3 separate regions of the Homo sapiens genome follow, and all the other regions are linked to region 2. Evidence: chromatin contacts called from ENCODE Hi-C or POLR2A ChIA-PET data. All regions are on one chromosome and are shown on one strand. The core of a region is the stretch at or near the end of the contact, and the rest is flanking DNA. Distances in the headings are between cores, read along the strand shown.

Evidence for each region. Hi-C counts contacts between places; a loop is a spot of excess contacts on that map. ChIA-PET counts read pairs that join two places held with the same protein, here RNA polymerase II (POLR2A). Pooled maps may share reads with other maps.
Region 1: a map of CD4-positive, alpha-beta memory T cell shows a loop between it and region 2 (25-fold over the local background). The contact joins the enhancer-like site here to the promoter of POR in region 2. A Hi-C loop is called at or near these places in 1 of 168 maps with a recorded cell type or tissue (CD4-positive, alpha-beta memory T cell) and 10 of 50 pooled maps. POLR2A ChIA-PET finds 5 or more read pairs at or near these places in 3 of 52 experiments (MCF 10A, PC-9 and activated B cell).
Region 3: a loop to region 2 is called in a pooled map, with 12 times the contacts of the local background. The contact joins the enhancer-like site here to the promoter of POR in region 2. A Hi-C loop is called at or near these places in 1 of 37 single-sample maps with no recorded cell type and 3 of 50 pooled maps. POLR2A ChIA-PET finds 5 or more read pairs at or near these places in 4 of 52 experiments (GM12878, H1, MCF 10A and 1 more).

Annotation. Positions count from the first base shown.
Region 1 is chr7:76,165,791-76,168,714 of GRCh38, reverse strand. No RefSeq gene overlaps it. Among named protein-coding and RNA genes, the nearest start is that of SRRM3, 35 kb to the left of the region's middle. Within about 2 kb of position 1,359, at least 2 of the 41 ENCODE cell types and tissues checked have a DNase peak (open chromatin) inside an H3K27ac peak, as active enhancers do.
Region 2 is chr7:75,913,891-75,916,878 of GRCh38, reverse strand. POR (cytochrome p450 oxidoreductase) reads right to left here and starts at 1,724. Exons shown (of 16, transcript NM_001395413.1): 1 at 1,700-1,724. MIR4651 (microRNA 4651) reads right to left here and starts at 1,682; the gene lies at 1,610-1,682. It overlaps LOC124901680 (a long non-coding RNA gene), which reads right to left. Exons shown (of 2, transcript XR_007060393.1): 2 at 2,385-2,583. RefSeq lists a silencer at 1,517-2,006 and an enhancer at 2,267-2,316.
Region 3 is chr7:75,661,686-75,664,580 of GRCh38, reverse strand. All of the region lies in intron 1 of HIP1 (huntingtin interacting protein 1), which reads left to right. Among named protein-coding and RNA genes, the nearest start is that of HIP1, 76 kb to the left of the region's middle. Within about 2 kb of position 1,645, at least 4 of the 41 ENCODE cell types and tissues checked have a DNase peak (open chromatin) inside an H3K27ac peak, as active enhancers do; they include GM12878, where a contact is called at or near this core.

The DNA.
Region 1 (2,924 bases), core at 110-2,609, 250 kb before region 2:
GGTGGCAGTGAGCCGAGATCATGCCACTGCACTCCAGCTCAAAAAATATATATATTTTTTTAATTAACAAGTTCTAGTATCTAAAATGAGCAAAATCGTCACGTGTGGTGGATCACACCTGTAATCCCAGCAATTTGGGATGCCAAGGCATGTGGATCATCTGAGGTCAGGAGTTCAAGACCAGGCTGCAGTGAGCCAAGATTGCACCACTGCACTCCAGCTGGGGAGACAGAGTGAGACTCCATCTCAAAAAAAAAAAAAAAAAAAAAAAAAGTAAATATGCATTTGAAAAGAACAGCATCAGCCAGGTACAGTGGCTCACGCCTGTAATCCCAGCACTTTGGGAGGCCGAGGGTAGAGGATAGCTGAGCCCAGGAGTTTGAGACCACCCTGGGCAACATGGTGAAACCCTGTCTCTACAAAAAATACAAAAATTAGCCAACTGTGGTAGTAAACACCTGCAGTCTCAGCTACTTGGGAGGCTGGGGAAAGGATTGCTTGAGTCTGGGAGGTCGAGGCTGCAGTGAGCCATGATTGCGCCACCTCACTCCAGCCTGGGCAACAGAGCAAGACCCTCTCTCAAAAAAGAAAAAAAAACATGCAAAAAGAAAACAAAACAGAACAGCGTCATTTCCTTATCATTAGTTTGAAGGAAGGGAATCACTGGCAAAAGTTTCCATTTTCTTTTTTTTGAGATGGAGTCTCACTCTGTCGCCCAGGCTGGAGTGCAATGGCGCGATCTCGGCTCACTGCAAGCTCTGCCTCCCGGGTTCACACCATTCTCCTGCCTCAGCCTCCTGAGTAGCTGGGACTACAGGCGCCCACCACGACGCCCAGCTAATTTTTTGTATTTTTGTAGAGACCGAATTTCACCATGTTGCTCAAGCTAGTCTGGAACGCCTGAGCTCAAGGGATCTGCCCACCTCGGCCTCCCAAAGTGCTAGGATTAAGGGCGTGAGTTACCAGGCCGGCCCAATTACTTTCTTCAGTCTGAGCATGAGCACTGGAAGAAAAGCTCTCACTCACATGTAATTTTTTTTAGAGACATGGTCTCCCTCTGTCACCCAGGCTGAAGTGCAGTGGCGTAATCTCAGCTCACGGTAACCTCAACCTCCCGGGCTCCAAATATATATATATATATATATATATATATATATATATTTTTTTTTTTTTAGTTGGAGTCTCGGTCTGTCGCCCAGGCTGGAGTGCAGTGGCGCGATCTCGGCTCACTGCAGCCGCCGCCCCCCGGGTTCAAGCAATTCTCTGCCTCTGCCTCAGCCTCCCGAATAGCTGGTATTACATGTGCCCGCCACCACGCCCGGCTAATTTTTTATTTTTAGTATAGACGGCATTCACCATGCTGGCCAGGATGGTCTTGAATTTCCGACCTCGTGATCCACCTGTCTCGGCCTCCCAAAGTGCTGGGATTAAAGGCGTGAGCCACCGTGCCCGGCCCGATCGCTTATATTTTTAAAGAGATGTTTTCTTGGTTTCCTAGCCCCTCGTACCCCCTACAAAGTTCCAAAGGCTTTGATGTTGTTGCAAAGGCCATGAGAGGTCAAGCCGAGGGGTGCAGCTCCCTAATGCGGTGTAGCCTCAGACGGGGCCGATCCTGCCCAGAATGAGCGGCGCCGGGCGGTGGGGGACGCTGCCGGTGTCCCCGGGACCTGGCTGGGGGAGGAGTTGGGGGGGCGCACCTACACAGGCTCAGGTGACGCGAGTGTGCGGCAAGGGCTGTAGCCGGAGCTAGCGGGCTTGTGGTGGCCACTGAGGAGCTTCTGCCCGACAGTGCCCTCCGGGCCACAGCCGCTTGGTGCGCAGCGCCTACTCGCTCAGCGTCAGGCCCTTGCTGCGCCCTACGCCGCAGGCTGGGAAGTCGCGCAGGTAGCAGTAGTACAGGCAGTGGTAAAGCTCGTCCTTGTAGCTTATTGGTGTCGGCGGCCGAGTCGGAGCCTGCGGACACTAACCCGCCGCCTACTGACACTGACCGGCAGTCTGTGGCCACGCGTCTGCGCATGCGCTCTCCTGGAATACCCAGCCGCCGCGCCTCGAGTTCCGATTGGTTCTACAGAAGGGGCGCGCCTCCGCTGACGTCACAGGCGCGGGCCTTCCGGCGACGTAATAGCGCCGGCCTTCGGCGATGTCACAGTGACGCTACAGTGCCTGGAGCTGGGCTGTTTTCTCCTCGGTTTGGAGCCTGGTGACCGTGACTTCCCCGCCATGTTCTGTGTGTTGCTGGCTGGAGAAGGGTAGTTGACAAACTCCGACCCAGCACAGTGTTTCTGTGGGTCAAAACTAGAAAACTATGTCCGGGCTCCGCCGAGGCGGAAGGATCCCTTCAGGCCAGGAGTTAAAGAGCGGCCTGGGCAACATGGCGCGACTCCATCTCTGTAGTCCCTCCTCAGCTTCCCAGATACTTGAACCCCAAGGTTCAAGGCTGCAATGAGCTATGATCCCATCACAGCACTCTATCCTGCGAGACTGAAGTAAACCTTGTCTAAAAAAATAAACTATCCAAGTGTGCAACAGGGAGGGACCGCTTAAAGAAAACATGGTAATTGTATGTTCAAATACTTTTAACAAGTGCAAAATGTATAGGCTTAAATAAATAGGGCTGGCCGGGCGCGTTGGCTCACGCCTGTAATTCCAACATTTTGTGTGCCCGAGGCATTCCGATCACTTGAAGTCAGGAACTCGAGACCAGCCTGGCCAATATGGTGAAACCCCATCTCTACTAAAAATATAAAAATTAGGCCAGGCACCTTGCATCGTTTCAGGAGGCTCGCACCTCCCTAAGGGCCCGTTAATTGAACCCCTCGGACCTGAGGGTGAGAAACCTTGGCTTAGTTCTTCCCAGGGTGATCAGCCCAGGGGTAAGAGAGGAGAGGCCAGAAAGCAGGACCCATGAGAAGGGCCCCCTCCTG
Region 2 (2,988 bases), core at 475-2,974:
ATTCAGGTATGTCTGGCAGCAAACATCCTCTGTGGCATTTATAAACTCCTACTACCCAGGACGATCCACACCTGATTTACATTGGCTGCGGTCAATGCTGCTGTTTTCAGGAATATCCCTGGGTTGTTTCATTTCAAATCTACCTATTATTTCTTCAAGTGCTAGACCTGAAGAATTTTGGAAAATTAAGATCACTCCTAAGTTTCCACACCACCACGCAACTGGCAGCTAGCATCCCATTCTCTGAAATGCGGATGTTGTACAAATACTTTTTATAATAAGCTATCTGCTCAGCGAAAGTTTCCAACATTAGATGGCATGAAGGTCATAAGTAGCTCAAAAACCACTCTCTTAAAAGGAAAATAAGAACTCCTAAAACAGCCCTCCTCCCAAAAAAAAGGAAGTGGACCTTTCTGGGTTCCCTGGTTTACTAACTGGGCCTTTGGAGCTGTTCTCCTGACCAAGCCAACCCCATAACCACTCAAAAGGGATTTCCGTAGGTAGAACTTGCAAATGGTTAATGAATCAATGCCTTCTCCATAAAGCAAGACCCAAGGAATTACAGCAGTGAACAACGGTGGGGATACTGGATCCCCCAGAGGGTTCCATAAACGTTCTGCTTACAAGGAGGATTAAAGTTCTCGATGCCACTCTCTGGGACCCTGTCTTGATCCTCAGAATCTCAACCCTGTGGGGAGAGCAGGGTGGCTGTCTTACTACCAGACCCACTGATCAGAAAACGGAGGCTCCAGGAGGTATCTTGCTTGCCAAGAATCAAACCAGGGCCACCCAGTCCAGTCCTGTCTCCTTTTGTGCTGGCATCATTCTCCAGCTTGGCCAAGCTCAGAGGCAAGGCAAGGCAAGGCTGCAGCTTTAAGGGTTTAAGAGAGGAGACAGCCACTTTCATTGAAACAGCCCCAAACTCCTTATTAGTGGTCACCAGTTTACACAAGGGTAACTCGTTTTGAAAAACAATACGCAGAAAGTCGAAGTCAATCAAGCTCACTGAAACCTCTACTCTCCTCCCCCTGGCGCCCAAGAGACCTTGAACTCTTACCCAATTGCTCCCCCGATCTAAGGGTGTCCCGGCTCCCCCAGGAGATCCGGGTACCTGTGTTGTGGGGGCCGCCGAGACACCTGACTGCGAGGGGCACTGCCCTCAGGGATGCAGGCCGGGCTGGGGGGCTCCCGTGATCCATCGACTCAGCCCACCTGATGCTGCAGGGTTAGATTCGGGTCCCATGAGCATGCATCGAGCGCCTCTCACGTTAGGTACCCCCAGAATTCGCTGCCTCCCGAGGCCCATTCATCGTACAGATGGGGAAACTGAGGCTCGGAGAGTTAAAGTGGCTTAGCCCGTGGGGGGCGGCGGCGCGGGGACTGGACCCCGAGCCCTGAGATACCGAGCCCTAACCCTCAGCCGAGGGCCTGCCGGGCTCTCTCGGCCCAAGCTGTGGAAAAGTCGACCCTCAGGCCGCCGCGGGAGATCAGCTCTAGGGGAAGGGCGACGCGGAGGAGGGCCGGGGTGGGAGCCATGCCTTCCGCCCGAGCGTCGGGCCAGACGCGCAGTGCCCAGGCCCGAGGGCCCACCCCGACGCAGAGAGCCAGGCGGCCGCGGTGAACTGAGGCGCCCGGCAAACCCCGAGTCTTGGGGCCCGACCTCACCCACCCCGCCGTCGCCGCGAAAGATAGCACTCACCGCTGGCAGCCCGGCTGCTCTCTGCGGGCACCTGGGCAGGGCTCAGGCCCACACCACTGAGGCGCTACCACCGCCTTCGCCGGCCGCGGGGGTGGGGGCGTGGCCATTGGGCCGCCGCCCCGCCCACTCGAGCCGCGCGTGCATTCCCGGAGCCCCGCGCTTCCCCCTGCAAATTTGCGCTCTTGGTACGGCCCGGCCCGGCCACGCCCCCTCGCGGCTCGGCTGGGTCGCCCGGCAGAGAAATGAAAGTGCGTGGTTCCGGGGGTGGCGGAGTCGCCTGGAGACGGCGGCTGCGGCTTCTACAGCTCGGACCCTGCAGGTCACCGGGCCGGCTGCCCACCTTCCCGGGGATCACTGCAGAACTGTGGCTGTGCGCCCGCCGGTCTAGCCTCCTCCTTCGGGCCGCCGCTTGCTTGTGATCGCCACATTGTCTCCTCCACGGCCCTGTTTCCTCACCTGAAATTGGCGAGGCTTCAGGCCCAAGTCGTCTCCCTGGGTTCCCTCCATCCAGCCTGACGGCGGAGGGCGCGCGTTTGTTTTTAGAGACAGGGTCTCGTTCTGTCGCCCAGGCTGGATTGCAGTGGTGCAGTCACAGCTCACTGCAGCCTTCAACTCCTGTGCTCAGGCGATTCTCCCACTTCAGCCTCCCAGTAGCTGGGACTACAGGCGCGCCACCACACCTAGCTAATTTTATTTTATTTTATTTGCAGAGATGCGGTCTCGCTATGATGCCCAGGTTGGTCTCGAACTGGTCTCAAGTGATCCTCCCTCCTCGGCCTCTCAAAGCGCTGCGATTACAGGCGTGAGGTCCCACACGCTGCCTAGAGCTCGCTTTTGAAGGCCGGCCTGTTGGGGGTGGGAAGTGACCAAGCAGGAGGCAAGCCCTGGATGGAAGAGGAGTGGGGGGATACAGAGAGCTTCTGGGGTTTGAAAAGTCTGGCAGCCTTGGTTGGGGAGTGAAGCCCACCTCTGCCTCCTGCTATGGTTTCTACTTTACAGGGTCATGAAGATTAAGTGGTATAACCTTTGTTCCTAAAGGATTTAGAGCACGGCATTACTAAGTGTTCTCATCGCCATTGTTATTATTACTACTACTACTATTATTACTAGCTGTGCTGTGAATTCCTTTTGCAACACTGTGCAACTCACTTCTCTCAGAGCCCCTTCTCCATCTTTTAAAAATAGCCCAGGCACGGTGGCTCACGCCTGTAATCCCAGAACTTTGGTAGGCTGAGGTGGGCGGATCACCTGAGGTCAGGAGTTCGAGACCAGCCTGACCAACATGGCAA
Region 3 (2,895 bases), core at 396-2,895, 250 kb after region 2:
TGTATGTATACGTATACATACACATACATATATATGTATGTGTATATATGTATGTATACGTATACATACACATACATATATATGTATGTGTATATATGTGTGTATACGTATACACACACACATATGTATGTGTATATATGTATGTATATGTATACACACACATATGTATGTGTATATATGTATGTATACGTATACATACACATATGTATGTGTATATATGTATGTATACGTATACATACACACATATATATGCATGTGTATGTATACATATACATACATATATACATACATATATGTGTGTATATATGTATGTATACATATATGTGTGTATATAGTATGTGTATGTATACACACACAATATATGTATATATACATATGTATATGTGTGTATATATGTATGTACATATATGTATGTAAATATACACACATACATGTATGTATGTACACACATGTGTGTGCATATATGCATACATGTATGTATGCACATATGTGTGTATATGTGTGTGTATATACACATATATGTGTATATACACATATATGTGTATATATATACACATATATGTGTATATATATACACATATATGTGTATATATATACACATATATGTGTATATATATATACACATATATGTGTATATATATATATACACACATACATAAAATAATGGAAGGTAGCTGTTCCCCTGCTAGAGGCTGACACCTCCCTGTGTTCTGATCCCCTGTAATCTTGCCTTAGCAGGACCGTTGCTCTACTGATTAGCTGAGTCAGAAAACTAGAAGTCAAATTATCACTCACTACTCCACTCCCCTCCCACTCCCTTCCATTCCCGTCTCCTGCTGGGTTTTACCTCCTAAATACTCCCTGGCGGCTCTGTTCTCTCATCTCTTTCCTATTTTCACTGCTCATGGTCAGGACTCATCTAGTACACCCAGAACTGGCAGTACCCTCTTCACTGATCCCAGTCTCCACCCTGGCCATCCTCAGAGCTGTCCCTGCACAGAGGTCAGTGATGCATCAAAAACTCAGATCTGCTCCTGTCCCCTGGCAAACACCCTGAATTGACCATCTGCCTCCTACATCAGTCCGCCTCGCCTGCTGTAGGGGTAGGAGCAGTGCCGCCAGGATGACACACTCTGTCACCCAGGCTGGAGTGCAGTGGTGCAATCATAGCTCACTGCAGCCTTGACTGCCTAGGTTCCAGCGATCCTCCCACCTCAGCCTCCTGAGTAGCTGGGACTATAGGTGTACGCCACCCCTCCTGGTCTGGACATTATATTTGTTTAAATGATCTGTCTTTGAGTTTTCCTTCCCACTTACACTACAGACATCTGGAGAGCAAAGACGCTGTCCGGGATCTTCCTACTGGCCTGGCACACACCTGGTGCACAGCTGATTCAAAACAGAACTTGCCAAACCACCCACTGAATGTTTTCTTGGTCGTTGTACCAGAACAGATGATCATAAAGACAGTTTATGAAACGTAATTAGGATAAGTGTAAATTCTTGTAGTTACATCTGAAACTCACAGGCATGCAAATATCAGATGGGCAACTGTGGCTTGCAGCAGTTCATGTAGAAAAAAGGTGGGGATTTTCATTGAGGAAGCCTCAGCATGGGTCGCCGGTGTGGTGACGCTGCAGGAAGCAGCTCGGATCTTAGCCACCTGTGCTGGTGTCCTCTGAGAACTTGCTCTGTCCCTGTCCCCATTCTCTTTCATATCTTCAATAATTATTCCTCCTCTCAGCTTAAAAACAGGCCCTCGTGTCCTCTAACCTTTAAAAACCTCTTTCCAGGCCAGGCACCGTGGCTCACTCCAGGAGGCTGAGGAGGATGGATCATTTGAGGTCAGGAGTTCGAGACAAGACTGACCAACATGGTGAAATCCCGTCTCTACTAAAAATACAGAAATTAGCCAGGCATGGTAGTGTGTGCCTGTAATCCCAGCTTCTAGGGAAGTTGAGGCAGGAGAGTCACTTGAACCTGGGAGAGGGAGGTTGCAGTGAGCTGAGATCACGCAACTGCACTCCAGCCTGGGCGACAGAGCGAGACGCTGTCTCAAAAATAAATTAGTTAATAAAATAAAATAAATAAAAGCCTCTTTCCAGCCAGGCATGGTGGCTCACACTTGTAGTCTGAGCACTGGGGGAGTCCCAGGTAGGAGGATTGCTTGAGACCAGGAGTTTGAGACCAGCTAGGACAACATAGCAAGACCTCATCTTTACCAAATAAAATAGCTGGGCGTGGTGGTGCAGGTCTGTACTCCCAGCTACTCGGGAGGCTGGGGTGGGAGGGTTACTGGAGCCCAGGAGTTCCAGGCTGCCATGTGCTGTGATCGCACCACTGTGGTCCATCCTGGGTGACAGAACAAGAACCTGTCTCAAACAAACAAACAAACAAACAAAAATAGTGGAGACCCTCCAGTGTGAGCCTCCTCATCATCTCTGATTTCATCCCCCATGACATCGCCAGCTACGCCCCCTCCTTCCCCTCCTCCCTCCCCTCCACCTTCACCCCTTGTGGCTCACTCACGCACCCACTCTCCAGTCCACCCCTCCTCAGAGACCCTGTCCACTCATCCATCTCTCTCCCATTGCGCTTCCTCTTCACTCCGTTCCTTCTGCCTCCCACCATATGCAAATCTTCTCCATCCTTAAAAGCCTGATTGCCTCCTCTGGATTTTTCCACACTCTTGGGGAACTTCCTGTGACTCCCTGCCCTTCACCACCAGCCTTTCCCAAAGAGAAATCCCTCTCACCACCTCCCACTGCCCATCCTCCCCCAGTGGCTCCAAGGCACACATTTGGACTTAGGCCTGCGTTACTCTGCTGTAGCTGCCCCCAAGATGACATCAGGACCTAACAGCACTTGTAGCACCTTTTGCTCCCCATTCCCTGC